Regions from separate parts of the Homo sapiens genome. Here all the other regions are linked to region 1. Evidence: chromatin loops called from intact Hi-C (ENCODE). Cell type or tissue: heart left ventricle. All regions are shown on one strand. Region 1 holds the start of CH25H (cholesterol 25-hydroxylase). Region 2 has its middle 41 kb from the start of MIR4679-2. Region 3 has its middle 52 kb from the start of MIR4679-2. Region 4 holds the start of LOC124902552 (a long non-coding RNA gene).

Region 1 (8,000 bases):
CCATAACAGAGGTGATGATGATAATAGTAACTATTCTACATCCCTATGGTGTTGTTGTAAGGAGCAAGTGAGAAATTGTGTGACAGCGCATGCGCATATGAACTTTTTCTTTACTATTTTTATTAACAGGTTCTCAAGCTATCTGAAAAATTGCTCATCCTTTCCACTTCCGCGGTTCTACCTCCCAAGGCATTAAAAACTGTTAAGACATTCGATTGTAAGAAAGTATTTCTAAATCCAAATTGTGCACTTTCCATGTGTATAATTTGCCCAAAATCTAAAATTACCTTATGCAGTGATGCAACATGATACATTTTTACAATTCTCTGAGGATACGCTGTGATAAATTGTTATTATCCATGATTTACAGGGCAGCTTTGGAGTGCCTACAGCTGCTTACAACTCATAGTTGCACCATAGATTCCACACCTGCCTGTTTATCCGTCTCTTCTTACTCCAGGTGCCACGTGCATCATGATAATAATATACTACCGTCAATGTAGCATTTTCTCCTCACATCTCACTTCCTCTTTTCATGGATTTCACTTTTATAAATCAATATCATCTTTAAATCCCAGCCTGGTCCTGATACAGACAGAGGAGGAGGTAACTTCAGTCAAGAAGCTAAAGGAACACACACGTTGAAGGGAACATGGGAAAACTGGCTGTGAGCTTCCACATTCTGGGGCATTCTGCCAAACATTTGGAGGGCCTAACCATATTTCTTGGGAGTCTCATTTGGCAGACCGTGGAGACCAGGTCTCTAAATGGATGCTTTACCTTTAAACATGACAGTTTGGTTCAAATATAATGAGCCAAGAATTACACACAAAGCTGCCATTCTTTATATTGTGTCTAAATTGTCTTGATTTTTAACTCTACACTATATATATTCCAAAAACAAAACTAAAATGAATAGGCAGGAGTTAGATGGGGTGAGTGATGGGTGATGGGTGTGTGGTTAATAATAGGAATATTTACTGTCATCTGCAAGAACATCTGGGACACCTCCTCCTTTTCCACATGAGGAATCAGGGATCCAGGGCCAAATTTCACTTTATCTTTCTTTTAGAAAGGGCTGTACCTGCTGCATGTATGTTTTAATTAAGAAAACTGAATATACAGAAATTCCAGATTTCAGAAGCAATGCTTTGATGTTCATTTGCAGTAGCTATGGATGGATTCATGAAAACAGGGGCTTCCTCAGAATCCCCTTGCACATCTATCAGCCACTCTAGTGTATACTATTGACTCACCAGTTTTGCAAAGCAAGGCACGCCTCCAATTCTGTTCTTCCCCTAATCCATTCCCACAAATAATAAAATGATTGACTGCTCAGCGTTAATCTTTCTATGAAACTTTACAGAGTAATCCTATCATTTGCCTGTTATACAGAAATCAGCTGAAAAGCATTAAGAATATTAGCGTGTTTTTCCTCCATGAAATTGCTAGAGCACAACAAACAGAGCCCCTTCTCCTGCCTCCTTTTCTCTAACAACCCCCAACAGAACACCCTACACCCAGATTCCTCTCTTTCCATGGTGAGGCTGATGGAGGCTTAGAAGGACACTTGGTATGCCCGCTCCCTCTTCCCTTTTTTATCAGTCAAAATACCAGTGAAACGGAAGTCAATACTTATTTGATTCATGGTTTTTTTTCCTTTTTAAAGCACGAATAACATTTCTTTCAAAATAAATATACAGTTCTATAAAAAAATATAAGAAGGTACTATAATTCTTGGTCACTGTCCAGCAGAAACATGTTTGATTGCTTTTAGAGTCAGAAGTCAACACCATCCACAAAAATACATTCTTTTAGCCAGGTTTTAGAACACTTTGAAACATAGAAAATTCCTTATTCTACAAACAAGTCCTTTTAGAGATATTCTAAATATGCCAGTGATGAATGTCTAATTCATATGCAGGATTCAAGGCTATTGAGGTGAGCTAGACTAAGAATACCAAGAACACAAAATTGTATTGATACACAAACAGTATGTAAATTACTTTGTCAGATTACAAAAATGCATCAGATTTTATCTATGGTTTTCATAGATAAACATAAAGCAATAAGTTAGTTGCTTTAAAAAAATATATAGCTCAGGTGTTTCTCTTCATTCAAGTGTGAAAGGCACAGCAGTCCCGAGTCTTAGGGGCACCCACCGCAGCCACATCACCGCGCTGGGACAGATGCAGTCCGCAGCGTTCCCAGTATTTTGTCCCAGTGTGTAAAGTACGGAGCGAAGTTGCAGTTAAAGTGAGAGTGATGCAGGTCGTGGTGCACCACACCCCCGTACCACCCGAAGGGCACCAGTCTGTGAGTGGACCAAGGGAAGTTGTAGCCGGAGTGGTCCTCCACGGAAAGCCAGATGTTGACCACGTGGAAGGTCAGGGTGGTGAGCGGGTGGCACCCGAGCAGTGTGACGTTCATCATGTCGAAGAAGCCCAAAGAAAACAGTTCCCAGACGCTCATATACTGCGTTGCCAGCGCGAACGAGGACGAGTTCTGGTGGTGCACCTTGTGGAAGGTGCGGTACAGCCAGGGCACCTTGTGGTGCAGCAGGTGCCACACGAAGAACTCCATGTCGAAGAGTAGCAGGCAGAACAGGATGTGGTGCAGCAGCAGGAGCAGCTCGGGAGCTTCGTGGGGCAGGAGGGCCGGGCTGCGGGCCCAATGCAGCAGCGTCACGGGGAACACAAACATCACATGCTGGTAGAGGGTCTGCCCCAGGCAAGGTAGCAGCTGCTGCGCGGATGGCGAGAAGTCAGGGTGGATCTTGTAGCGCCGCAGGGCGGGCACCCAGGAGCACAGGATATCCAGGACCACGAAGGGCAGGCAAAAGCCCACGTATGTGGTGATGGAGAAGATGACCGGGAAGAAGGGCGACTGTAGGAGGGCCTCCCAGCTCCTCAGGTGGTCCCAGAGGGGCTGCAGGAACAGCTGCCCGGAGCTGCAAAGGACCTGGGGGTCGGAGCAGTTGTGGCAGCTCATTGCGAGGCTGTGCAAGGCAGCTGAGGCTGCTGCTCGAGTCCCATCGACTTTTCACAGGACTCACGGCCCCGCCCCGAGTGATGTCAGCTGCCTTTCCATCCCTTTCCCGGCGATGCGAAGCTTGAATAAGCTAGCAACCCGGCAGAGTGGCCCTTCATTGCTGTAAATGTGCTCATCTATAGCCGCATCTTACCGGCTTTTAGATATGCGTGTATGCAGTGGCACTTCGTACTTTTCATGTAAGTTCTGATTTTTCAGTTGACGTACAATTAACACGGGACACAATGTACAGATCTACCGTGTGGAGTTTCTATGAGTTTGGCAACTCAGTTCACGTGTGTCATCACGGGTCTCAAACTAGACCGTTTACATTGCCACCAGAAAGCGCTCCTTTGCAATCAATGCAGAATTGTTTGTGTTTTTTAATGCATACGTATAACTGCATCCATGTGCTTTCATAAAGACGCAAGCATAATCGCATTTTAAAAACTGTTTAAAGCTACATGCGGTCTGTAGCTCGGGTGTTTTCTGAGAACCCGGTTGCGGTCTATCCAGCGGCGATCGAGAAACGAGCCCTTTGCACAGGGAACCGCTGGTCCCCGAACGCCGGCGGTGACCGTCAGCTCAGGAAATCAGACGGGAAGGGTGGCCGGATGGGAACCTCCGCCAGCTCCAGCTTGTCCCCAGAGTTTTCCTGGCCGGCGGGCAGCAAGCTAGAGAGACCACGCACGCAGGCTCTCCGGGAGAGGCCGCAGCCCGGCCGCGTAGCTACCCTCGGCGGCGCGTCCCGGGGCGCCGGGCCCGCGATCGGAGCCGGAGGCACCGCACAGCGGAAAGAGGGCTCCGCGGCGGCCAGGCTCAGCTTTGCCGGGAAAATGCTGGATTTAACTCCCAGTCTGCGCCAATCTGGCTAAAAAGCCCGTTGTATCTCAATTTGGGGCGGGAACACTTAATTCAGCAAACCACCTGCGTTGTTCGTCAAGGGAAAGAGATGTGAGTTCCTGAAGCCTCCCGGGAGGCTATTGAAGGACCAGGTGATGTCGTCACTACCCTACCCTTCCCCTTGTTGGCTTTGCGGGGCCAACTTGCAGTCGCCCTCTGCCACCGGTCCTTGAATCCACTCCGGGCCCACGGAGCCCGGCTAGGGGGCTAGTCTCTATCCCCTGCGTTTCTCCGCCACCCATCTGGGGTCCTCGGGCCAGGGGCCACCGAGCACAAGGAGGTCGGTACTAGGAGAGCTCTTGAGAGACCCTGGGAACAGCACAAAAATCCTCGCGTTCAACCCGGGGTCTGACACATGACACGATACAAGGGCCCCTTAGGGGATAGACGTTTTAGACACCAGCTTTGAAGCCAGGGAGCACTCCTAATTCTTGCTTAGTGTCTTGTATCTATGTGGTTGTGTCCAGCCCTTTACTCCTTGAAGCTTGCATTTTCTTATCCCCCCGATTCCCCACAAAGGGAAATTGGAGTATTAAATGGAAAAATAATAAGTCTACCGTGTAAAGCCCACCTACTAGGTGCCACGCATTGGCTAAATGTTTTATCTGAATTGATTTTATCCAATCCTCAAAAAAGCTGGCTTCCTCACCCTGCCAAGAAGTAGGATTATTATTATTGCTGTGGGTTTACAGCAGTAAAATCATAGGTCCTAGCACACAGCAAACACACCAAGTAATATGCATGGTATTTTAAATTTGTACTCCACACGTTACCTAAAGAATAACTGAGAAATTTGAAATTAAAATCAAGTAAGATTATGTAAAGAGAAATAAAAGATATAACGCCATCTATTATGAGGAAAGAACAAGTACTACAAAAATATGGACCAATATATGGGCCTAAAACTAAGATCATATATGGTATATATGCATACATATGATATATATAATATGCCAATTCATAATATGTAATATATAAGATATAGATACATATAATAGGCCAATTTGTAATTCAGAATCTCCTAACTGGTGTGTGTCCACTAACTGCCACTGATGGAATACTGACATTCCTTAGATGCTCATTCCCAGGAGCCCTCAGCAGTAGCCTCTAGCCCTACAGCAGCCTTTTTATTTAACCCAGGGTACTATGAAAACATTATTATATTCTGCTGACATATTTGCTGTTGATGAGATAAAGGTTCAGAAGCAGTGTTGAGTTTCTTGACAGCCAATACAAAAAGGGAACAAGGGTGAATTTTTCTAATGCTGCTGCTTTGATTTCTAGATGATAGCAGAAAATAGGTATAATGTAGGCCCCTAGTTGCTTCCAGTTAAACAACCTGTCCTTCCAAGGCTCTCCACCTCTACCGCCCATGCGCCCCCACCCCCCACAACATCTCCTCCCTTCCCCAGTGTTGTTTTCACTTCACTTTTAGGGTAAACCAGAAACTTTTCTTCTCATTCCGGCTAGACGTGGTCTTGTCCTTGATGCAGTGTTTCAGAGAAGAGCGTCCTTCTCACTGCTCCAAACGGACCATTAGAGCTCACTTTCTCAACATTAAAATTGGATTTCTGCTCATAAGTAAAATATCACTCAAATTTACCCTCAACAGAAGTTAGCCCTCAAATTTCCTTTCAGCACACATTGTCCTTTTCTTGTGGTCTCAGTTATCATGCTTGGGTGCTCTGGTTGCGAGAGCAAGAAAGATTTTTTTTTTAAGTGAGTGGCATTAGCAGGTTTGCTTAATTTGGATTTAGCTGCTAGATTTGCTGTCAAGACTGTCTCCTTTGAGTCCCCAGCCCCAACCAACCCATTCATTTTCTGCTTTGGTGTATCCACCGTCTATCGCTGTTAGAATAATGTCCATGTGCCAATTACAGAAGGCCGTGGGCAGCAAAACTTGAGAGCGCTGGCTTCAGCCTGCTTTGTCCATACTCTCCCCCGTGACTTTGTGGCACTTTGAAGGATAGCAACTAGCTTCTCTGCCATCTCTGCACTTGCAGCTGACCAGGACAGAAGTTTTTGTCTAACATACAAATGCAACCATCCCAGGGAAATTGATGAATTACAGTCCTGTTAGTTCTCCACTCTATATCATGTGGAATGCTGAACAATATGTCAGGTAACCAAAAACAGCATCACTTAATGGACCAAAATAAAATTGAACACTATCAAGTGCTGACTAAGGTGGTATCATTTCTTGAATTTGGCACATGCGCACCTTTAAACAGTTTTTATTTGCACAAAAATGTAATAGCTTGCTAGATGAATAGGTCTTTTTAGAGCACAGGGTGTATCTTCTAGGACTTCTTCTCACAGTGCCAAGCATTGCATCTTGTATGTAATGAGTGTTCAAAAGATATTTGTGGACTCAAGATTCATTTTAAAGGACATTAGCTCTAAATTGAGGCTAAAAAACAAATCTTTTTTTTTTTTCTGGAGTACTGCTTGATGTAGTTTGGATCTACCCACCTGTAAAGATGGTTTTCCCTAAAACGGGGTGTTTTCTGATTAGAACTTTGGCCACACCATTTCTTGTCCAATTGATGGTTTTCCGCAAAAGGGGGTGTTTTCTGACAGGTAGCATTAGAACTTTGGCCACGCCATCTCTTCTCCAGTTGATCATGGCTTCCTGCATATGGTTTTTATCTTAGTATGGTTTTTCTGGCGGAGTTGGAGGACAGGAATCTTTTATTTTCTGCTTATCACAGGGGTCAAATCACTTTTCTGAGAGTACAACAGTCAAGTTTGTGCACACTCATCACAATCTCAAAGTTATGTGGCACCAACTTACCAAAAGACTGTGGATGCTGCTCCCCTTCCCCCAGCAAATAGAACATGTAGTTAGCAAAGCCTGCCATCAATCACATAATCCCTTTTTTAAATGACCTTTATGAATTTCTTTTTCTTTCTCAAATTAGGTAAGGCCATTTGGGCATCTGTTTAATCAAAACTGTTCCTGGCTATTAGAGATGTGTAGTGTTGTGTAACAGGGAAGACTCATAGAGGTGGAATGATCTCGAATATCAAAATCTAATCCTTCATTTTAAAGACTGAAGATTAAAAATTCAGTCTCAGAAAAGTCAAGACAAGGCTAGCTAGGGATAAAAAGCAAGTTACAGCCAAACTGAGCAGAAAAGGGCCAGGGTTGGTTCCAAGGTAAGTATCTCTTCAGGAGGAGTTTGGTATTGGAAGGGGTCATTGAAGCTGCTTTTATGTGACACTTTACAAAAGACTCAGAAAACATTAATTAGCCGTGCCAAAAACAATAGGAGATGCTGATAAAGAACATGGGGATGTTAGCTTCCTCCAGACACTCTCCTGATGCTCCTATTAGTCCAAATACTGGTGCATATTTGGTTTTAAACACTTTCTATTCTGATCCACTTACATGTCGCATTTAAGTGGGCGCTTCTACTCACTTATACTGTTGAAACTCTCATCAACCTCTCTGAAACTTTTAAGGCATATAAAATCATCCCCATTAAAAAGGCATTCCCTTGCCTGTAGAGAAACAAATGCTCGCCTCACCTGTCAAAGGGATTATTGCAAATATTAAAGCTTTATGAAAAGGCTTTGAAACCCCGTAAGGCACAACACAAAATGTGAAGTATTATTTTCAGTAATGCTAAGACAATTTGACAAAGAGTTTTGCTTGCTTAATTTGGAATTGAAGTTCAAATCTGCACCTAGCGCAACATAATGAAATACTGATTGGGTAACTTTTTAAAAATCAGAATAATTACTATTCAAAGTTGCCTTTCAGTGTCACAACAGATCAGAGTGACTTATCTTTTGAAAATCTCTTAATACATTGAAAAATTAATGACAAGAAATCACATTACAGTGTATTTTTAATGTTTATATTTAAAAAATTAACACCTTTAATACCCACAAACACAAAATAATCATTATTTGGGGATGTCACTAGTCTAAATTTCAGTCCTATATATGTGTGAGGCCTGAGTTAAAACCTTTTCCTCCTGCCACCCATCCCCCAACCACATCTGAAGTTCTGATCACTCATTTACCTATTAGGCAAATTTTTATTTTCAGTTTACATTTGA
Region 2 (8,000 bases), 100 kb before region 1:
ATGCAGTTCCAATTTAGTCCTTTCTGCCATGATATAATGTTCTACTTTACGAAAATACTACAGTTCATCTACTCATTCTTCTAAAAATGGACACTAGGACTCTTTCCAATCAAGAGTTATTTTAAACACTACGGTAGTGAATGTTCTTACGCATCTGATAAACATGCACAAAAGCTTCTCCACAGTATGAGCCCTGTGGTGAAATTCTTGGATCATAATTGACCTTTTCAAGTACTATTGCTATTACTACTAGTAATAGCTGAGATTTTTAGAGCACTCAACAAAAGCTGGTCTTAGATTAAGCCTTCTGTTTCATTCCTTTTTAAAATTTATTTTTTACTTAACAAATACAAATTGTATATTTATCACGTATAACATGATTATTTGAAATATGTATACATTGCTTAAAGACTAAATTTAACTAATTAACATGTAAAATTACCCCGCATGCTTTTTATGTTTTTTTGTAGTGAAAACACTTAAAATCTACTATCCAAGTAATTTTCAAGAATAAAATACATTGTTATTAACTATAGGCACCATGTTGTACAATAGATCTCTTGAACTTATTCTTCGTGTCTGTCGGGAATTTTGTATCCTTTGACCAACATCTTCCCAACACTGCCCCCTCCTCCTTGTAACCGCCATTCTCCTCGCTAGCTCTGAGTTCAGCTTTTTAATTTCTATATATAAGACCACATGATATTTGTCTTTCTGTGTCTGGCTTATTTCACTTAATATAATGTCCCCCAGGTTCAGCCATGTTGTTGCAAGTGACAGGATTTTCTTCTTTTTTTTTTAAGGCTGAATTCTGTTGTGTATGTACCTGCTTTATTTCATTTAATTTTCACAGATGACTGACATAGGTGTTATATCGTCTTCCATTTGTTAAAATAATAAGTTGATGGCAAAATATAACACACAAGCAAATAGATGCATGAGACATAATGGTATATCCTGTTGAGTAATTACAAACAAAACACTTGTTTAACAACCACCCAACTCAAAATATAAGAAATGGCCAGCACACAGAAATACGCCCTTCCTGCTCCTGCTGTGCAGATATTAAAGTCTCTGCTCAGTTTGTTTGATGGTCAGCAAATGATTGGACAGAGATTTCCTTAAATTCCTTGAATGAATATGCTTCCCAGCATTTGCCAAGGGAGTTGGGTTATGTTGGGTTATGCCTTCAACACTCGGGCAGACAGTTTACAACTATTCCTTGTGTTTACTTTTTGCTTGCACTGAGCCACACAGTCAGGCAAAGACGAGAGATTAGGGCCTTCTGCTGTCTTGAGCATATGCACAACCCTGAATATGCCGGTAGCCTTCCAGATTCCCAGGAGTATATATGAGCTTTTCAAAGTCTAGTATGATGTGAATGTTTGTGTCCCTCCAAAACATGTGGGTTGGAACCTAATACCCAATGCCATACTATCAAGAGGTGTGGCCTTCAGGAAGTGAGTAAGTCACGAGGGCTCCACCTTCATGAATGGGATTAGTGACATCAAAAAAATGCCAGGGAGCTGTTTGCCCCTGCCACCTAAGGAGGACACAGCTAGAAGGCACCATCTACAAGGAATGGGGCCCTCACCAGACGTGAAATCTTCCTGCACTTTGATCTTAAACTTTCCAACCTTCAGAATTGTTAGAAATGAGTTTTTGTTTATAAATTACCCAGCCTATGATATTTTTGTTATAGCAGCCCAAACAGACCAAGACGAAGCTGATTAGGGACATCTCATTTCTGTTTTTCAAGTTTTCTCAGTCAGTCTCTTGTTAGCCCCACCTGGTATCCACAACACAGGCACCTGTGGTGTTAAACAATTCCTGCTTCTTGTTTTCAACAAAAACCCTGGGAATAGGACTTTTTGCACAGAAATATTTCTAGTCAAGTCAAATAAAGCCAGGCCCTGAAGATGGAGTTTTTCAGGAAGCTGCCAGACAGGTCAAATGGTTACAATTCTCTTCGATGCAGCTGTTTTAGGGAACTCCAAACTCATTTTCCCCCTTTCCCACCTCCAGTGGCTGCTAGGCTTCCGGTTGTCAGTTATCATAGGCATGGGGAGGATAGTTTTCAAGACTACCATGGAGATGGGGAGAAGGTGATGGGAGTAGGGCAAGTTAAAACTCCACACAGCTCACTCACTCTGCTTACTGATATTTAGTAATTTTTCTCGAATAAACACTCCTTGGAGTGTTGCAAGCCTTTGATTATTTCTGGAGTTCTGAGAAGCTGATGTTGGCAGTCTTTACCAGTGCTTCTGTTACTTCTATGGAGCAGATTTTGAGACATTCTTACTCTACTATTTCTGAAGTGCTTCTGTTCCCTTCTGCGTTAGTTTTCTAGGGCTGCCACAACAAAGCAGCAACAAAAATGTATTTTCTGAGTTTGAGAGGCTAGAAGTCTGAGACCAAGGTGTTGGCAGGGTAGGTTACTTCTGAGGTCTCTCTTCTTGACTTGGGGATGCTCATCTCCCTGTGTCTCCACATCATCTTCCCTTGGTACACGCCTAGGTTCAAATTTCCTCTTCTTATAAGGACACCACTTAGATTAGTGGCCATCCCAATGAATTCATTTTAACTTAACTAACTCTGTAAAGGCCCTGTCTCCAAATAGTCACAATTCTAAAGTACTGGGGATTAAGAGTGCAACAATGAATTTTTAGATGGACATATACATGCAGTTTTGCATAGATATAGTTTGTTTTTGCTACTCTGTTGCATTCTTGGTATGATTATACTACAAATTATTTATCAAATTTCCTGTTGATAACTTTTTTCCAAGTTAGTGTTCACTGTGAATTATAATGCATGAATATTCTTGTAGATGTATTTTGTGGTCCATAAACTTTTTTTTCTGGATATATATCTAGAAGTAGAATTCACAGATCATAAGTTAAGCATATGCTCAACTTTAATAGATAATGTCATGTCTTTCCAATGTAGTTGTACCAATATTGGAGCATTATTACATTGTGGTTCTAATTTGTTTCCTTAACAAATGAATTTTATTGCCTTAATATGCCTACTGGTCATTTTAATAGCATTATTTGTGAAGATCTTGCTGAAGTCTCTGAGCATTTTTTATTGGGTTGCTTGTCTTTTGCTTATTTCCTGTATTGTGAATTTATTTTGGATCTTAACCGTCTGTCTATTATATGTATTGCAATTATCTTCTCCAATTTTGTGGCTTAGATTTTCACTCTATTTATATTTTGAAGTGTTTGATTTTAGTGTGATTAAATTTATTTATCTTCACCTTTATTCGTGCTTTTAGCTTCTTTCTTTAAAAATCTTTGCTTGCTCTAAGGCCTATATTAGTATGTGTGTGTACACATATATTTGTGTGTGTGTACATACATATACACACATACATGTATACATACATGTTAATATATAAAAAACATATATAGAGTATTATATATGTATATATATGTGTGTGTGTGTATATATATATATATATTTCCTCTTCTAGAATCTTAATTATTTTACTCCCACACTAAAATTCACAATCACTGGAATTGACTTGTCTATATTTTGTGGTAAGGGCTTATTTTTTCATTTTCCATATGAAAATTCAATTGACCCAGCATCATTCCTGAATATACCATTTCTTAATAGAGCCACAGTTCTCATAAATCAAGTATCTGTATTTCTGAGGGTCTGCTTCTGGACATTTATTTTTTACATATTTCTATTTGTTCTTATTCCAATGCCACATTTTTAACACTAAAGCTTTACAAAGCCTCAATAATTAATAGAGCCATCTTCCCACTTCATTTTTCTGCTTCGTTATTATCTTGGTTTTGGCTCTTTTTATTTCCACATGACTTTATCAACTGGTTTCTCGATTCTCACAAAACTGTCATGTGGATTTTAATTGGTATTCCATTGAATCTGTAGATCCCTTTGAGGAATTTGATACCTTTATAGTAAAGAAGCTCACAGTACATCAACCTGGCATATCCCTCCATTTATTTGTCTCTCAATAATGTTTGATGGATTTTTCTGTACCTATCAAAAGCACATTTTATCAGATTTATTCCTAGCTATTTTATATTTTTGATATTTAGCAATTGATAAAATATTTTACTTCATAGTTTGCTTGTTATATGCAGAAATGCAATAGATTTGTCAAGGTTATGCTTATATTTAACATCTGTGAAACTTACAAATTCTATAATTTATCTGTAGATTTCTGCTCCACGTGCATACAATCATGTAAATAATGGCAGTTTTATTTTTTCCTTTCTAATTTTATTCTTTTGTTCTTTTTTGTGCTTTATTGTGCTGGTAAGTGCATCAAGAGGACAAATTATGGTATTGAATATCATTTTCTTATTTCTTATCTTGGAAATTTTTCAATGTTTCACTGTTATGTTGTATGTTTCTTGTAGGATTTTTATGCGTATTTTTTCATATTAAGGAAGTTCCTTCTACTCTTAGCTTACTAAGAAATCTTATGAATTGATATTGAACTTTATCACATGCTTTTTCCACATCTATCAATGCAGAAAATTATATTGCTCTTTGTTTTGTTAATATGGTCAATTATATTGATTGAATTTCCAATATTGAAACCCTTGCATTTCAGAAATACCTTACTTTATTAGTCAGGGTTCTCCAGAGGGACAGAACGATCACAAGGTGAAGTTCCCCAGTAGTCCATCTGTAAGCCAAGTCCTAGTCCCAAAACCTCAAAAGTAAGGAAGCTGACAGTGCAGCCGTCAGTCTAGGGATGAAGACCCGAGAGCCACTGGCAAACCACTGGTGTAAGTCCAAGAGTCCAAAAGCTGGAACTTGGGGTCCGATGTTCGAGGGCAGGAAGTAGCCAGCATGGGAGAAAGATGAAGTCCAGAAGACTCAGCTAGTCTGCTCTTTCACCTTTTTCTGCCTGCTTCATTCTAGCTGCGCTGGCAGCTGATTAGATGCTGCCCACCCAGATTGAGCGTGGGTCTGCCTCTTCCAGTCCACTGACTCATATGTTAATCTCCTTTTGCAACACCCTCACAGACACCCAGGAACAATACTTTGCATCCTTCAATCCAATCAAGTTAACACCAATATTAAACATTAGACTTATTTTAACATTTTACTCATTTTAATTTTCCTGCATTTCATTCCTATGTAAGAAGGTATTAATTTTTATTCAATTTCTTTAAGAATAAAGAACTCAATGTTTTTCTGTTTCTTTTTGAGTGAGGATTGTGTTTTTTTCCTTTACATTTTCAAGTTAATGTCATATTTGACATTAATTTATTCATAATAATCCTTTACTATTTTCTTACTATCTGAGGGATCAGTAATAATGTTTCCTTTTTATTCCAGATACTGATCATTTTGTGACTTTTAATTTATTTTGAGAATTCTCAGTAGGGGTTCACCAATTTTACTCATTTTTTAAAGAAAGATTTTGGCTTTCTTAATCCATTGACAATGCATGTTTGCTTCATATTTGATTTCTGTCTGTCCAGTTCGCACTAGTAACTTCTCTCTACTTTCTTTGGGCTTAATACTAGCTTTTTGATTGATGTTTAGATCATTGATTATTATGCTTTTTTCATTTTTAATATCCATTTAAGGACATAACATTTTCTCTAAGTTCTTATTTAACCGTATAACACAAGACTTTAATTTATCACATTGCCATTGTCATTCAGTTAAAATATTTTATAATTTGTCATAGTTTCTTTTTAAAGCCATTGGTAACTTAGAAGTGAAATGCCTGATTTTCAAACATAGGTAGATTTACTAGTTATCATTTTGTGATTTACTTCTAATTGAATTACAAGAGGTCAGAGAAATTTGTAATGAGTTATTTTTGTGGCCCAGAATTTGACTAATTTTTGTAACTTTTGTCTGTGTTCTTGAAAATATATATTTGGAAAATAGACTCTGTTTGGCATATCCTTACTGATTACACAGTCCATGTGTGTCCAAGCAAGAAAATTAATATTAAATTTGATTGAAGATGGAAGAATATTCCGGAGGTGTATTCCCACAAGTGTTTCGTAGGAAAAAAAAATAATAACAAAGATGTGGTCAGAATTTTAAAACATTTTAAAATTATTCAGGAGAAAAATGTACCATGACAGAGTCAGTGAACATTAAATAGTGATTAGAGCCCCACAAATTTTAGATGATGGAGTTTTTCAAAATAAAATAAAAATGAGCATGTTTAAAATGATTCAAGGCAGAAACTTAAAAATCAAATTTCCAAGAAAAATACAGGCCATTTGGGAAATAATAAAGTAAAACTTCTAGAAATAACAATTTAAGTGAATAATTCAATGGATACTCCCCACAGTAAGTGTATAAAAGTGGTAAATTCTCTTGATCTTTATCCAAAAATGTCTAATTTGTCTTCACATTCGTGTAATTATTTGGCTGGTATAGAATTATAAGTTGACAATTGTTTTTTCCCAGAACTTTGAAAATATTATTCCATTATTGGTCCAAAGATTCAACACTGTTAAAGAGAGAATTGGCTATCTGGAAGGAAAACTTCCCACAAAATTAATCAGAAGAGAAAATTAAAGCTATGGAGAATATTTTAAAAATTTTTAAATATAGGCCGGCCACGGTGGCTCACGCCTGTAATCCCAGCACTTTGGGAGGCTGAGGCGGGCGGATCACCTAAGGTCAGGAGTTCAAGACCAGCCTGGCCAACATGGTGAAACCCCGTCTCTACTAAAAATACAAAAATTAGCCAGGTGTAGTGGAGGGCACCTGTAATCCCAGCTACTCGGGGGGCTGAGGCAGGACAATTGCTTGAACTGGGGAGGCGGAGGTTGCAGTGAACCAAGATCGCACCATTGCACTCCAAACTGGGTGACAGAGCAAGATTCTGTCTCAAAAAAATAAAAAAATAAAAAAAAATGTACAAGTTAAAGTAAAAGCGTTGAACATTTTACTTTTATTTGTCTAATATAATTTCTAAAAGAAGAAAAGGGGACAATAGTGAATAGATCATATTCAAAGAGATAATGCTAAGAGTTTTCTAGAATTATTAAAAAAAATTTCTCAGATTAACGAAGTTTTTAGAAGAATAAATGTAAGTAAATCCATACTACAGCTGACCCTCGAACAACTCTGGGATTAGAGATGCCGATCTCTATGCAGTCAACAATCCATGTATAACTTTTGACTTCCTGAAAACATGACTAATAGCCTACTGTGGTGTTACTGATAACATAAACAGTCAACTAATATGTATTTTATGTTATATGTATTATTATATACTGTATTCTAAAATAAACTAGATAAAAGAAAATGGACCAATGACTTTCTTTGAAGAATTGTAAAAAACTAAAGTTCATATGGAACCAAAAAAGAGCCTGCATTGCCAAGACAATCTTAAGCCAAAAGAACAAAGCTGGAGGCATCACGCTACCTGACTTCAAACTATACTACAAGGCTACAGTAACCAAAACAGCATGGTACTGGTACCAAAACAGGGATATACACTAATGGAACAGAACAGAGCCCTCAGAAATAATACCACACATCTACAACCATCTTATCTTTTACAAACCTGACAAAAACAAGAAATGGGGAAAGGATTCTCTATTTAATAAATGGTGCTGGGAAAACTGGCTAGCCATATGTAGAAAGCTGAAACTGGATCCCTTCCTTACATCTTATACAAAAATTAATTCAAGATGGATTAAAGACTTAAATGCTAGACCTAAAGCCAAAAAAACCCTAGAAGAAAACCTAGGCAATACCATTCAGGACACAGGCATGGGCAAGGACTTCATGGCTAAAACACCAAAAGCAATGGCAACAAAAGCCAAAATTGACAAATGGAATTTAATTAAACTAAAGAGCTTCTGCACAGCAAAAGAAACTACCATCAGAGTGAACAGGCAACCTACAGAATGGGAGAAAATTTTTGCAATCCACTCATGTGACAAAGGGCTAATATCCAGAATCTACAAAGAACTCAAACAAATTTACAAGAAAAAAAAACAACCCCATCAAAAAGTGGGCAAAGG
Region 3 (8,000 bases), 93 kb before region 1:
CCACCCCCAGCCTTTGGCAAGCACCATTCTACTCTCTACTTCTATGAGTTCAACTTTTTCACTTAACATAATGTCCTCTATGTTCAGACATGTCAAAAATGACAGGAGTTCTTCTTCTTCTTCTTTTTTTTTTTTTTTTTGAAACAGAGTCTTGCTGTGTCACCCAGGCTGCAGTACAGTGGTGTGATCTCAGCTTACTGCAACCTCTGCCTCCTGGGTTCAAGCAATTCTCCTGCCCCAGCCTCCTGAGTAGCTGGGATTACAGGTGTGCGCCACCACGTGGCTAATTTTTGTATTTTTAGTAGAGGCAGGGTTTCACCATGTTGGCCAGGCTGGTCTCGAACTCCTGACCTCATGATCCGCTCACATCTTTCTTCTTTTTTAAAGGCCAAACAGCATTCCATTGTGTATATATATATCATGTTATAAAATTCATTCATCCACTAATGGATTCTTGGGTTGTTTCCATATCTTCCCTGTTGCATATAGTGCTGCAATGAAGATGGAAGTGCATATATCTCTTTGACATACTGATTTCAATTCCATTGGGTATAGAACCAATAGTGGGATTGCTGGGACATATGGTAGTTCTATTTTTAGTTTTGCAAGAAATCTCCATGCTGTTTTCCAAAATGACTGTGCTAATTTACAATACCACCAACAGTATACAAGTGTTCCCTTTTCTTCACATCCTCACCAGCACTTGTTATCTTTCATCTTTTTGATAGTGGCCAATCCATTAGGTATAAGGTGATGTCTCATTGTGGTCTTAATTTGCACTTCTCTGATAATTAGAGACGTTGAACACTTTTTCATATATTTGTTGTCCATTTTTATGTCCTCATTTGAGAAATGTCTGTTTATGTGTTATATCCATTTTTATAGGGTTATTTTCTTGCTATTGTGTAGTTTGAGTTCCTTGTATATTTTGAATATTAGCCCTTTATCTGATGGATGATTTACAAATATTTTCTCCTAATCTGTGAGCTGTTTCTTGACTTTATTATTTACTTGGCTATGCAGAAGCTTTTAGTTTGAGGGAATTTCATTTGTCTATTTTTGTTTCCATTGTCTGTGCCTTTGGAGTCATAACCAAGAAATCACTGCCCAGACCAATGTCATGCGGCTTTTCCTAAATGTTTTCTTCTAGTTATTTTATAGTTTCAGGTCTTATATTTAAGTCATTAATTCACTTTGAGTTGATTCTGGTACAAAGGGTGAGATAGGAATTCATCTTCCTTCTTCTGTATGTGGATATAGTTTTCTCAACACTGTTTATTGAAGAGACTGTACCCACTGTGTTCTTGGCACATTTGTCAAGAATTAGTTGACTGTAGGCAAGTGGGTTTATTTCTGGGTTTTCTACCCTATTCCATTTTTCAGTGTATCTGTTTGTATGCCAGTGGCACATTTGTCAAGAATTAGTTGACTGTAGACATGTGGGTTTATTTCTGGGTTCTCTACCCTATTCCATTGGTCAGTGTATCTGTTTGTATGCCAGTGTCATATTGTTTTGAGGACTATAGCTTTGCAGTACATTTTAAAGTCCAGCAGTGTGATGCCTACAGCTTCATTCTTTTTGGTAAAGATTACTATGGCTATTCAGGATGTTTTGTGGTTCCATACAAATTTTAGGATTGTTTTTTCTATGTCTTTGAAAATGCCATTGGGATTGTGTTGTTGTTATTGTTGTAGAGACAGGGTCTCACTGTGTTGCCCAGGTTGGTCTTGATCTTCTGGTATCAAGCAATCCTCCTACTTTGGCCTCCCAAAGTGCTGGGATTACAAGAATGAGCTACCACGCCCATCCAGCATTGGAATTTTAATAGAGGTTGCATTGAATCTAAAGATTTCTGTGGGTAGTATGGATATTTTAACAATATTAATTTTTCCAGTCCATGAACAAGGATATATTTCCACTTATTTGAGTCATCTTCAATTTCTTTCATGAATGTTTTATTGTTTTCAGTATATAGCTCTTTCACTTCCTTGGTTAAATTTACTACTGAGTTGTTTTTGGTGTTTTGGTTGTCGTTGTTGTTGTTGTTGTTTTTTGCTGCCATTATAAATGGGATTGTCTTAATTTCTCTTTCAGGTAGTTGATTGTTAATATTTAGAAACGCTATTTTTGTAAGTCAATTTTGTATTCTATAACTTTACTGAATTTGTTTATGAGTTCTAACACATTTTGTTGTGGAGTTTTTAGGATTTTATCTGTAAGATCAAGTCATCAGCAAACAGAATTGTGCTCTTTGTGTACTATGCCTTTCACCTCCAAGCTATCATTTTAGCTTGGAATGGCTAGGTAAAAGCTTCAAAGAAAAGAAACCATAATGTAAGTCTGTACATCAAGTCTGTAGTACATCACAACATTTGTATAAATATCAGAAAGTTCAATCAGTAATGCATGTTGGAAAACATATAGCCAATGTAAGAAATTCAGTTTTTATTTATACTGCCAAAAATTAAAGAGACATTGTCTAAATTTCCAAGTTGGAATGTAAAACTTCGGCCACTGGATTTCCAGTTGACTCTGACAAAATTCATACCAGAGAAAATATAGTAAACTTCAAGAGATGAGAATCGTGTGTAATATACACTACCATCTTTAGAAAATCAAAGTACAGTAGTAAAATTCAGTACTTTTAAAATCCAACATGGCTTTTTATCTAGAACTAGTAATATAGATGCAGTTGCCTAAGGTTTAGTTGGGTAAACAAATACAATTAGATGTTATTTTTTCAGAAAACATCTGGTCATCACTAACCTAGATTAAAGTACTGTGTTTGGGGAGACCCAGTAAACAAAAGTAAATTAAATAGATCTGCATGCTACACAAGGAGTTTGTAATCTTAAGTTTATAATAAAATGAATTCACTGATGGCAGCAATCCAGAGAAGTATGCTAAATTCATTGACATGTTGGTAATTATCACCAAAGTTGTACAAAGAACAATAGGAGTTCAAAGAAGGAGAGATCACCTGAAGTTCAGATAATCAGAGAAGAATCAAGGTAACATCTGAGCTGAGCATTGAATGGATGGATAATATTTGGGGAGGAACTGTCAGAATGAAAATCCAGACATTAAGAAATAATGCAAGCAAATCATTCTGGTAACTACCAGGCCTTGAATGTACCTGAATACACCCCTATTAAAGATTTCACCACTTTTTTATTAGTTTACTTTACTAATGTTTTACAAATCTAAAAAAAAATTGATCTCTACTGAATGTACGTTAATGTTCATAAAATGTATTCATTCAATTATTTCTTCTATGTGTCAGAAACTGTGTTATGGCTGAGAGGCAGAAGAAAGCCTATCTCCTGTCTCTAAGGAAACTGGTTTGTTTAGTAGCAGACAAGTAAGCACATTGTTAATTAAATATATGTGTGTTTATATATATAATTAAATATATATGTGTTTATATATATACACACATATATATAAACACATATATAGTAATAACACAATTTGAGATTTTCTGGATTTGGGAATAAGAGATCATGTCAAGCTTGTAGAAAAATAATTTTTAATGACTCCCAAAAGAATCTACTAATCTCTAAGTTAAAAAAAAATATTTTTGTCTAGAATAGAGAACAATGGGGAGGAAGGGCAAAGGGACTCAAATATCTGCAGTTAAAGGAAAAGGAAAATGAGTCAGAAAAGGTATTAAAAGAATTTGAAGAGAGTTTTGGTTTGAGAAGAATAGCATTTTGGAATAGCAGAAGATTCCTGGGATCAAGGCAAAGATGACATCCAAAGAAAGAATTCATGTCAGGAAACCTGGTAAGAGCCAAATTAAATGAAATAACTACCAAAACTATCTATTCCAGTAGCTGCTATGCATGTATCACCTTATAATGGATTTGGGGGATGGAAATTTCAGATTAAAAATATGAACTCTATATTACTATATGATCATACATTGACAATAAAATTTTTCTCTCTCCTCCTGATGACAGAGCTGAGATTCACTAGTCTCAAAATGTTGAGTGTTTTAATCTCTAAAGTTGTTGTATTTTTAAGCCATAGGAACCTCATCAAGGCATAACGTTTGTTGTTGTTGTTGTTGTTTGAGATGGAGTTTTGCTCTTGTTGCCCAGGCTGGAGTGTAATGGCATGATCTCAGCTCACTGCAACCTCTGCCTCCCAGGTTCAAGCGATTCTCCTGTCTGTCTCCCAAGTAGCTCGGATCACAGGCATGCACCACCATGCCTGGCTAATTTTTTTGTATTTAGTAGAGATGGGGTTTCACCATGTTAGTCAGGCTGGTGGTGAACTCCTGACCTCAGGTGATCCACCTGGCTCAGCCTCCCAAAATGCTGGGATTACAGATGTGCGCCACCGCGCCCGGCCGGCATAACGTTTTAATATATACTACATAAAGAAAATGGTGACTAAATAAAATATATAGCATTTTATACCAAATTATCCATATTGGAGAAGAGAAAGTATTGAAGGGTAACTAATCAAAATACATATTAAAATAATAAGGTTGGACACTGGGAGAAGACAAGTTTGGCTGCCAATCTGACAATGGCCCTTGGCATTTGCACTGTATAGGGTCCTGTCCTCTAGTCGCAGTTCATTAAAATAGTGATGACATCTGACTCAAGAAATGCCAAAGAGTCTTTTCAAGAATTTAAATGACTCATTGACTCCAGGGAGTCAACTCCTGGAACTTGAACTAAGAAGCCCTGTTGGGAACTGGGGTAACCATGAGCAAGCAGAGAAAAGCACCAAGATCAGACAGAAGCAGGGAAGGGTAATGAGAGAAAAGGAGAAGCACAGAAAGAAGTCAGTACACACCATTTGGAGATAGGGAAGTCAGTATAGGAGAAGGTGGTGAAGAGACAGGGGAAAGTTTCTGATGGCTTTCCTTCTTTTGCAGATGGTTCTTTGTGTAGTTCAAATGTGCTTCCTGCCTTGGATTCTAAAACCACTGCATTGAAAGTCCCCTTTATTTCCAAGTAAGCTATTTTGAATAACTTTTTAAAAATTAAGTTAGTGTGAATAAAAAGAAGTAGCCCCCGAGAAACAGAATGTCCTATATTTCAAAGTCATACTATTTTAAAATATTTGTTCTTATTCATCCAGGTCATAGTGTCACTATCTCTGATATCACTAAGGATTTCATATCTCTGCTATTACTAAGGATTTCATAGTTACTTGCTACTCCTTTTAAAAAGGGTGGATAGAAGAACTTCTCTAAATGTCTAGTAACTTTAGGGTTTTTGTATATTAAAAGATGCCAGGTGAGAGAAGACAAAGAGAAAACAAGTGGAAATATGGTTTTCTGTGGAAGGTATGATAGAATAATGCCCCACTTCCAACCCCAAAGATGTCTACATCCTAATCCCCAGACACTGTGACGTGAATGTGTTACTTCACATAGTCAAAGGGACTTGCAAATGTAAAAGTGAAGAACGTTGAGATTGGGAGATTATCTTGGACTATTCATGTGATTCCTACTAGGGAAGAAGAATGTACCAGAGAAGTGAGATGAAAGGAGGAAAGATTCAAATACAAAAGGACTTCAAATCACAGTTTCTGACTTTGAAGATGGAAGAAGGGAACCATAAGCCAAGAAATGTAGGGGCCTCTAGAAGCCAGGAAAGGCCCTCAATGGATAACTGCAATAAAAAAGGAGACCTCAGTCCTAAAATCACAAGGAATTGAATTCTGCCAACAGCCCAAAGGAGCAAGAAAATGAATCTTGTCCTAGAGCCTACAAAAGGAATGCAGGTGCCCTGCCAATGCCTTGATTTTAGCCCAGTGAAATTCATGCCAGACTACAGAACTGTAAGATAATACACTTGTGATGTTTTAAGCCACTAAGTTTGTGGAAAACTGTCACAGAAGCCATAGAAAACTACTATACCTTTTAAATCAAATTCTATGATTCTCAGTCTAGTAGGATATGACAGAAAAATGAAGTCAGACTTTTTCCTCAAGAACTGTTTTATCTTCAGTTGCTTTAACGATCACGTTTTCCTACTATGGTGCTGATTAGTTTTTTGGTAAGATTCTTGATCACAGAAGATATCAAATACACAGACTGAAGTTCAACACTTATTTTGAAGCTAGAAAATAAAAATATATATACATTCTTGGAATAATCTATTGCATACATACAGTATGAAAAAAATGAAGTAACTTCATAAAACAGTATCCATTTGTAAAATTCACTAGAGAATTCCAGTGTATTTCCATGGAACTATGCATTGTCAAGTTTTTAATTAGTCACACTAATTTCCCCCTTTGGTGTTAACTATCAAAGCATACTCAAATCTTCCTCATTGGCATTACACATTGGAGTTGCTCAATAAATGTATGTTGGACTTCAGTGTGGTGTTCTGCTAAGTACTTAAAATTCAATAGGGAAAAATAATCACAAGAATTTCTGTTAGGAGTTTGAGATAATTTGGTGGATAATTATGTGCCTTCCTATTACTGCTGGAGGGTAACAGCTGTCATGTATGACCCAAGTGCTGTTGTGAAGTGTGGTTTTGTGCATTCTTCAAAGATAACTAAGCATCTTTCATGTGTTACGACTTGTGTAGTCCTGAGTGATTAATCACTTTGATCCTTGAATCAAATGGGCTCTTAGGTGAAAGAAATATAAACACTTATGCAATGGGACAAGGGCTATAATTCAGTTATCTATAATTCACTTATTAAGAATCTACTATGCACTGGGTACTGGGAAGGGGGGTAGGCCCTGGGGAAACATAGATTAATCCCCTTGAGTATGGGCCAGGCTTTGTGACTCGTTTCTAATAAATGGAAGCTTCATGGATGAGGCTGCTGACTTCCAGTTCAGGTCATAAAAGACATCCTGCTTTCACCTGGTTCTCTAACCCCTCTTCCTGCCACTGTTCTTTAAGGAAGCCAAACAGCCACATGGAAAGACCACATTTAGGTGTTCTGAACACAGTCCCAACTGAGCCAATATCAGCTGTCAGACATGTAAGTCTGTGATATCTCAGATAATTCTAGCCCCCAGTCTGGGAACTGCCACAGGTGGCAATGAAAGGACCAGAGATGAGTTATCATTGGTGAGCCAGATCCATACTGCAGATTTTTGAGTAAAGTAAATGTTGCTTTAAGGCTCTAGGCTTGAGACAGCTTATTACATAGCTATAGATAGTAGAAACATGCTTTTTAAGAAAATATATTTATACCTACATTTATTTATGTTCTGTCTTTTTCCGTTTAACTTTAAGTTGCTTGAGGACAGAGAACCCATCTGTTTTCAGTGCTTGGGACAGTAGCTTGCTTGCGTATAATGGTTGGTTAATATTTCTGAAAAAAAAAAAAAAGAATGAATTTATTGTATGATATACATCTTAGAAAACACTATTCTGGCTTTGGAAAAGATAATTATATAGATCCAAGACAGGAAGACAAGCTGGGAAACTTGCAATAATCCAGGTAAGAACTGACAGTAGAAACTGTGGATATGATTGAAATCACTAGGCAGAAAATGTAGAATGAGGAGGAAAGAAAAAAAAAATCCAGATCAAAGCTTCAAGAAAGACAAAGCAAGGAGCAATTAATGGTTAAAGACCCTTTTAAAAAGTTTGTTAATTATGGAAAATTTCGGATATTCCCAAAAGTAGAGAGAATAGTAAAATGAACTCTTATGTATCCATCACCAAAGTTCAAAATTTAGCCATTTTGTGCTGTTTGTATTTTGTCTACAATTATATTATTTTAGGCTGTTCACAAGGATATAAAAGATTCAAGCAATATTTCTTGGTGCCTACTATTGAGAGGGACTACTTAGTGGTTTAGGATGATAAAAGTATGAATAAAACTGGGTATCACAGATTTTGGATTGCTGATAGAGAGTTGGGAAAGTGTACTATATCAGCAAGTCCAAGAAGAAAACACATACACAGGCAAACAGCATATCTAAGGAGTGTTTAATAAAGGAATTATTTACAAAGCTGTGAGTAAGGTTAAAGAAAACAAACAAGGAATGGTAAAATACACC
Region 4 (8,000 bases), 120 kb before region 1:
TTTCTTCTCTTCATCCTTTCTGTTTTGTGCCTATAAACTCACCTTCTGCCCAGCTATTTTTTTCTTTATGTTTCATGTTTTAATTTTGAAGATTTTAATTATAAAATTATATTAATAATGAATAATGTAAATAAGATATTTTAAATACAGAAAAAATTTAATATCTCCAGCAATCACACCTCTTAGAGACCACCATTACTAATATTTTGCTATATCCCCCCAATGATTCATATATATATATATACTTTTTTTTCATTACCAAACTGCCATTACTTTCTACATTCTGCTTTATGGCTTTCTTCTTACTTAAGATTATATCATAAGTATTTTATCATGGCAATAACTACAGTTAAGGACATGTCTTTATGTTAGCATTTGGTTGCAATTCTTTTTCAATCATATAGCTATACCAGAAGTTATTTAATTTATGTTCTATTCTTGGACATTTGGGCTGTTACCAATTTATTGATATTACAATGCTGATATGAACATGCTTGCTTGTAAATTCTTGTATCCATCTCTGATTGGTTCCTTATGACAAAGTCTTAGAAGTGAATGTTAACCAAGTGTTTTTCCTTTTTTAAATTTCACCGGGTTGCTATGTTTTGTATCATTCCCTTTGACAAGTGACCATCAACTTAGGCTTCTACAATATTGCATCCCAGCCAGAGTCTATGGCCCCATCAGGCTTCAGTTTGGGAAAAGAGAAGAAATGCATAGCAGATGCTCCTTTAAATTTTATTCATGTGTAAGTCTTCTCGAGGTCATAAATGTAGCCTATCCATTTACAACATCAAATTCATAGCAAGAAATAGTGAGAAAAGATCCTTTATAACCCTCCTTGACTAGCACCTAATGATATGGGAGCACTGGCCACTTTTTCAGTCGTCTTGTGCCTGGTTATGAAAATTATGGTTAAACGTCATGACTTTGAGATAATTTGAAGCATTTGGAATCCAAGTTTGTTTCTTCTTTTAATCTAGGTACATTTGCTGGCATCTCCTGATGTTCTGTCTTTCCATAGTTAAAATTTGGGCTGAGCTTTAAGGAAATTAAGGAAAGACTACTTTCACCTTTTGAGGCTCCCACTGTTCTGATAGGCAAGCTTGAATAGCTAGGCTACAGGACAGCGCATTTTTCATTTTCCCATTTGGGACCAGAATTGCAGCCTATATGCAATTACCAAGACTAGTCTCTGAGGCAGTAGTCTCTGACCATCCACTTCAACTGCACTCCTGCATGATGCCCTTACATTTCTGTTGTCTGTGTTGAGGAAAATCTGGGACATGAACGCATGTGGTAAACTACAGAACAATAGTAATAAAATAGTTTTCATTTGTGAAACCCTTCTTTGTTCTAGAAGCTGTACTCTATAGTTTACAGGCCATCTCCTTCAGTACTGTCATCACCAAGAGGTGGATATTATTGTCCCTTCCATTTTACAAGTGAGAAAATTGAGGCCAAGTTAGGTGGGTAGTTTAATATAAGACTCTGCCTCAGGAGAGGTATGCAGGATTAAAAATAAATTTAGAGGCCCAGCGTGGTGGCTCACACCTGTAATCCCAGCTCTTTGAGAGGCCGAGGCAGGCGGATCACAAGGTTAAGAGATCAAGACCATCCTGTCCAACATGGTGAAACTCCATCTCTACTAAAAATAAAAAAAATTAGCTGGGCAAGGTGGCACATACCTGTAGTCCCAGCTACTCAGGAGGCTGAGGCAGGAGGATCACTTGAATTCGGGAGGCAGAGGTTGCAGTGAGCCGATATCATGCCACTGCACTCCACCCTGGTGGCAGAGCGAGACTCCGTCTAAAAAAAAGAAAAAAGAAAAAAGAAAAAAACCAAAAATGAAAACAAAAAATAAAAATAAAAAAATAAATTTAGAAACTCACAGCTCACAGCCCACACAGATACCATGGACTTTCACTTTCCATGGTTGCATCAGAATAACATATGAAATAGAAAGTGAAAGAACTAAAGACAGAACTTTGAGCAACATCAATATTTAAGTGGCAGGAGGAGATAGATGAGTCAATGAAGGTGACTACAAAGAAACAGTCACATTAAAGAAGAACTGGAAGAAAATGAAAAAGGAGCAGTGGTTTTCAAAAAGGGAGGAGATGTCAACAAATATCACCAAACACCAGAGTAATAACATAAGGTCTAGAGATGTCTTTTATTCAAATGTCCATCAGTAGGAAAATGTATGAATAAAATGTGTTATATTTGCATATATTTGACTAGTTATTATATAGCAGTAAAAATTAATGAAATCAATTGACATGCAACAGTATGGATGAATCTTAGCAATATAACATTAATTGAAAACAGTTTCTAGGAGAATTGTACATAGTATGATACTCTTTTAAAAAATGTTCAAAACTAAAATAAAGGAGTGATGAACATAGCATTTAATATAATGAGTTACCTGGGTGAAGGGAGTAAGGGGAATGAAATGGTGGTTTGAGCATAGTTAGGGGTAGGTTATTTTTGAGGCCTTGACTTTTATTTCATTGCTATATTTTAAAAATACTTTATCAAAATTAACTAAAGGTAAATGGGCATTGAATGACCAATAATAAATATGGCATGAACCAGGATTATGACTGACCTAATTCTGTTCATTGAAGGAACAAGAGAAAGGGCGAGAGAGTGGAGAGGAAAGGGAAAAAACATGTCTCTTGGATTGAGCAAGCTGGAAGTTAGTCACCAGTGTCCCTAAGCAACACTTTCAGAGGACTGCAGAAACAGAAGACAATTTGCAATGTAGAAAGTGTAAGTAGTGCCCATGTTTTGAAAAGGTTGGTTGAGAAGTAAAAGGAGGAGGTAGAATGTTGAAGGGGGAGTACGGAACAGCCCGGTGGCCTCTAGGCCAGACTTCCTGGGTCCGATTCCTAGCTCTGACATTAATTAATAAACTAGGTGACTTCAGGAAGGTTACTTGACTTCTCTGTGTCTCAGATGTCTCAAATATGAAACTGAGAAAGGGAATGTTTAATAGTGTCACTGTGAATATTAAATGAGTTGTGAAAAAATTGGAACAATACCTTATGTGTTTGCTAGATAAGCATTGCTAGAGGAGATGCAGAGTAAAGGAAGTTTTGTTTTGTTTTTTAAATTTTAAAATGAACGATATTGGAGAAAAAGTTTGACTCTAGAAGAGAAATGAAGTAATTAATGGAGTAAGGTCCTGGAAGAGGCAGGCAGGAATGGAGTCTAGAGGACAGATAAAGAGATTTTTTTCTGGATAGGGAGAAGATCAGAACTTGTCCTAAGAATAGAGAAAAGGAGTGGTGAGTGCAGGAGGAGAGACTTGAAGAGGCAGCATAGGAGAGAGGTTCTAGGATAGGAAGTTTGCCCCTAGAGAATAGTCATTATTATTCTCTAGGACAAGTGTGCAGAGACACTTGCAGCTAAAAGAGAGGATTTTAAATGTTCTCACCAAAAAGAAAAGATAAATATATGAGGTGATGGATATGCCAATTTGACTGATTTAATTATTCCACAATATATACATGTATTGAAACATCACCTTGTGCTCCATTCCAGAACTTGCTGGAATGTCCACCATGAGTACTGAGAGAGGAAGCTTATTAGGGGCACACACATTCACACACAAAAAAATTGGGGAGTGGTGGTGAATATCCACTCAAGTTGGATACAAGCAATTATACTAATACCAATGCCCATAACTCTGTGTGCGTGTGTGTGTGTGTGTGTGTGTGTGTGTGTGTGTGTGTTTCAATAAGTGGTTGTAGAAGGCAGACAGTTGGATGGTGGATGGCACCCAGGTTTAGTACTTACAGGTTGGATATTTAGGGCAGAAAAGAGAGCTGGGATGTTGGAGATTCTGGCAGGAGGATGAAGTGGATTAAACAATACCTCATGGATAAAGCTTGCACACATAAAGAAGTAAAGTAGGAGGGGGTGGCATTTGGGCAAAAAAGGCAGTTGCAGAGGGACTAGTAAACTTCATTTGCTTAAAGTGACATCTTACGAATAACAGAGTTAAAGGGAGAAGAGGCTATGATCAGAAAACAGCATACTAGTTTCTGCTGCAGAACATCTCCAGTTGATGTAAAGAACAAGTATGACCATAGAAAAATAGAGAAGAATGAAAGTAAAGGCCATTGTAATCATGAAAATCAAGGAAACTTGAAGTGAGGAAGTTGCTTCAGTAATTCCTCCACCATCTTATATACACAACAGAGGACTCTACCCTGCCTACCAGCAGGGTGCCAGCTGCTTACTGGTAACAGCTGTGGTGGCAGAATGGACCTTTCTCTTGGAAATAGTCATTGTCTTCTCAGTAAGCTAATGACATGATGCAATCAAAAGGAAATGGAGTGCGAGCTTACAGTCTGATGAATCTTCAGACCTCTTGGATGAGGACAGCTAATGATGCAAGTCAAGGGCGCAGCTGGAGACCCACAGAAGGCACAGCAGTGAGTCACGTGAGCTCCTCAGAACCGGCCACCAGAACTTCACCACCCGCCCTCACACATGGCGGGCGGAAGTTCTAAAAATGTCCCAGAAGGGGACTCAGTCCCAAAGGCAGAACCACTTCTGGCAGACTGCATCGTCCCTCCCTAAGTGCTTTTGGAAATGTGGGAACAGACATTTTCTCTGGTCTCCGGAAGAACGTATGAAGACTAAACTGCTGTGGGTTTGGGAAAAACTGATGTCAGAGATGCTTATTTTCTCTAGTCACTGGAACTCATTCAAATCAGTAAATGCTTTTTGCTGAGCTTTTCCCATTTCCTTGAACGTAGGAGATCAAACCTCACCAACACGACTGCCTCCACCCAGCTACACAATGCAGCCCTCAGAAACAGATGTTCTCAGTTCCGGTTAAAGTTAGTATTTAGTAACCCTGCTCTCTTAAAGACTCCAACTGTTGCCACCCACAGAGCACACAGATTTTCCACCCATATAAGAAGATATGGAGGGAATATTGGGGAGAGGGGAAGGGCAATGTTTTATGCTTCTGTGCAATGGAAAATATGAATCCCAGAACCTGTTAGATTTGAATGTGAATCCTGGCTCTATTATCTTAAGAAATTAACCTCTTTCAGCCTCAATTTCTTCATCTGGAAAATGGAAACAATAATATTTTATAGAATTAATGACAGGATTAATCATGATAATATGTGTAAAATGCTGTGTATGGTAGGAAGAGTAAGTTCTGATGTTCTATTACACCACACAGTGACTGCAGTTAACAATAATGTATATTTCAAAATAGCTAAAAGAGAGGATTTTTTTTTTTTTTTTAGACAGAGTCTCGCTCTGTTGCCCAGGCTGGAGTGCACTCGGCTCACTGCAAACTCCACCTCCCAGGTTCAAGCGATTTTCTTGCCTCAGCTTCCTGTAGCTGGTATTACAGGCACATGTCACCACTACCGGCTAGTTTTTGTACTTCTAGTAGAGACATGGTTTCACCATGTTTGTCAAGCTGGTCTCGAACTCTTGACCTGGTGATCTACCCACCTCAGCCTCCCAAAGTGCTGGGATTACAGGCATGAGCCACCGCGTTTTAAATGTTCTCACGAAAAAGAAATGATAAATATTTGAGGTGATGGATATGCCAATTTGACTGACTTGATCATTCCACAATATATGCGTGTATTGAAACATCACCTTGTACTCCATAAATATATGTAAATATTATTTGCCAATTAAAAATAAAACAGATTAAAAATAGTAGGTGATCAGGTAATGAGCCTACATATTCTCCTCATATTACTTTTTATAAGTGGCATGTCCTGGGGACAGTGACATGGCAGGATATAACATGTCACCTTATATTCTGCTATTAAATTCCTAAGACTATAATATACTCATAATTTCTCTCCTGTGAGTTGATTTTTACATTCTTTCAATTGTTACTTATTTCCCAGTTGACCTCTACCTCCTTGCATGATTCTTCATCTTCTGTCTTTAGATGGTGTTTACCATAGGAAGACAAGCTCTTTGGGATACCAGTCTCTGGAATACTAGCCAACAGCAATGCTAGATACTATGTCACTGCCGAACTCATGCAGTGCACACTCAAGGGTTTTTGAGTTATTAATCCTTTTGAAATTACCTTCACAATATCAAAAACTCACTAGAAATGCATGTTAATATAAGACTAGCTTTTTAAAAATATGTGATCTTGTTAGAAATGTGAGCATCATATATGCAAACAAAGTTATTTACATATTATAGTTAATTATCCTTCAGAGTTAGAAATCAATTAGGACAGGAGTTCTCAAACTTTGCTGCACACTGGATTCACATGGGGACCTTTAAGAAATACAGGTTTCTCTTTGCCACTTTCAGACATCTGTAACTCAATTATTACAAGGCATGACCTGAGCATCTGGATTTTTCCAGATAACTCTAACATGCAGCAAAGTCTGGGAACTGCTGTTAGTGGCTATTATGCACCCAAGGACCATCGTTAAAAGATGCTTACATCTGTACACGTGTGTTTATATTAATGCTACTCAGCTTGCATTCACTGATTCATTCAATAAATATTTGTATAAGACATTAGGAGATACAATGTTGTTAAAATATATTATTTTTAAGAGTACTACTTCCTCACAGTTGGTTACATAATTAGGGAAAACACCTTATTCAAGATGCAGCATAAAATGTATTAGTCAAGAAGAGGACTTTTTTCAGTAAAAAGATAAGCCTTACCAACTCTATGACAAAATAGTCTGCTATCAGACTTACCTCTTTCTCTCTCTCTCTTTTGAACTTTTAGGTTCATGGGTATATGTGCAGGTTTGTTATATAGGTAAACTGCATGTCACAGGGATTTGGTGTACAAATTATTTTGTCACCAGCTGATAAACATGTACCTGATAGGTATTTGTTGTGATCCTCTCCCTCCTCCTCCCACCCGCTACCCTCACGTAGGCTCCAGTGTCTGTTGTTCCCCTCTTTGTGTTCATGTGTTCTCATTATTTAGCTCTCACTTATGAGTAAGAACATGTGGTATTTGGCTTTCTGTTCCAGCATTAGTTCACTTAGGATAATGGCCTCCCTCCAACTCCATCCATGTTCTCTCTCTTTTTTTTTTTTTTTTTTTTTTTTGAGATGGAGTCTCTCTCTGTCCCCCAGGCTGGAGTGCAGTGGTGCCATCTTGGCTCACTGCAACCTCTGGATCCCGGGGTCAAGCGATTCTCCTGCCTCAGCCTCCCAAGTAGCTGGGATTACAGGCACCTGCCACCACGCCCAGCTAAATTTTTGTATTTTTAGTAGAGATGGGGTTTCACTATGTTGGCCAGGCTGGTCTCGAACTCCTGACCTCAAGGGATCCACCTGCCTCGGCCTCCCAAAGTGCTGGGATTACAGGCGTGAGCCACCACGCCTGGCCTGTCTCTCTCTTTTTTAACTCTGCTTTTAGCCTTACAAAAGTATAAAGCCAAGTTGAGTGAAGGGTAGTGTGTTTGTGTGTGTGTGTGTGTGTGTTCGCTCAGGTACAGCAAGGCTTACTTATAGCTTATAAAAGCCACGGTGACACATTTCCCAGTTTCCTCCTACTCTACCTGTCTCTATTTTCTCCTCCTGTGCTACTCATCCTCAATCCCTTTTCACCTTCCATTTCTCTCTGCCTCATCCCCACTTTCCATAGAAATGAGAGAGCACTCATCATGCACAAGATTATGGAATGAATGACTGTCCACATCTTTCCACCTTGTGTATTTGCCTGGAGATGTGGTGGGAGATTAAAAAGTTGGAATAAACTGAAAATGGGCATTGGAGCAAAAATAGCTTGTTAATTTAACATGCGATATTTGTATTTTTGTGCATGACTTATGTCACTTAACATAATGGCCTCCAAGCGCATTCATGTTGCTGCAAATGAGAAGAATTTCATTCCTTTTTATGGCTGAATATTATTGCATTGTGTGTGTATATGTTATATATATATATGTTATATATATAATATACATTTATATGTTATATATATAATATACATATATGTTATACATATTATATAC

Evidence for each region. Peaks named below come from ENCODE experiments on the same cell type or tissue, not always from the same donor. Only the 100,000 strongest peaks of a DNase experiment are listed, where the experiment ranks them.
Region 2: it touches region 1 in a loop (2.3-fold over the local background); 7 of 110 quality-filtered maps call a loop at or near these places.
Region 3: it touches region 1 in a loop (2.7-fold over the local background); 6 of 110 quality-filtered maps call a loop at or near these places.
Region 4: a loop joins it to region 1, with 4 times the contacts of the local background. A loop is called at or near these places in 8 of 110 quality-filtered maps.

Annotation. Positions count from the first base shown.
Region 1 is chr10:89,204,302-89,212,301 of GRCh38, forward strand. CH25H (cholesterol 25-hydroxylase) reads right to left here and starts at 3,016. Exons shown (of 1, transcript NM_003956.4): 1 at 1,328-3,016. The coding sequence starts at 2,991. The coding sequence ends at 2,173. LOC105378418 (a long non-coding RNA gene) reads left to right here. Exons shown (of 4, transcript XR_946180.4): 4 at 130-198. RefSeq lists an enhancer at 2,788-2,857. In heart left ventricle, no CTCF peak of the experiment used is centred here; DNase peaks (open chromatin) are centred at 2,770, 3,050, 3,600 and 4,150; H3K4me3 peaks cover 2,428 bases; H3K27ac peaks cover 1,771 bases; H3K27me3 peaks cover 1,918 bases.
Region 2 is chr10:89,100,706-89,108,705 of GRCh38, forward strand. No RefSeq gene overlaps it. Among named protein-coding and RNA genes, the nearest start is that of MIR4679-2, 41 kb to the left of the region's middle. In heart left ventricle, no CTCF peak of the experiment used is centred here; no DNase peak of the experiment used is centred here; H3K4me3 peaks cover 270 bases; H3K27ac peaks cover 81 bases.
Region 3 is chr10:89,111,728-89,119,727 of GRCh38, forward strand. No RefSeq gene overlaps it. Among named protein-coding and RNA genes, the nearest start is that of MIR4679-2, 52 kb to the left of the region's middle. In heart left ventricle, no CTCF peak of the experiment used is centred here; no DNase peak of the experiment used is centred here.
Region 4 is chr10:89,082,619-89,090,618 of GRCh38, forward strand. LOC124902552 (a long non-coding RNA gene) reads right to left here and starts at 4,456. Exons shown (of 3, transcript XR_007062379.1): 1 at 4,359-4,456; 2 at 1,689-1,809. RefSeq lists enhancers at 1,898-2,097, 3,978-4,510. In heart left ventricle, no CTCF peak of the experiment used is centred here; a DNase peak (open chromatin) is centred at 4,463; H3K4me3 peaks cover 1,093 bases; H3K27ac peaks cover 2,219 bases.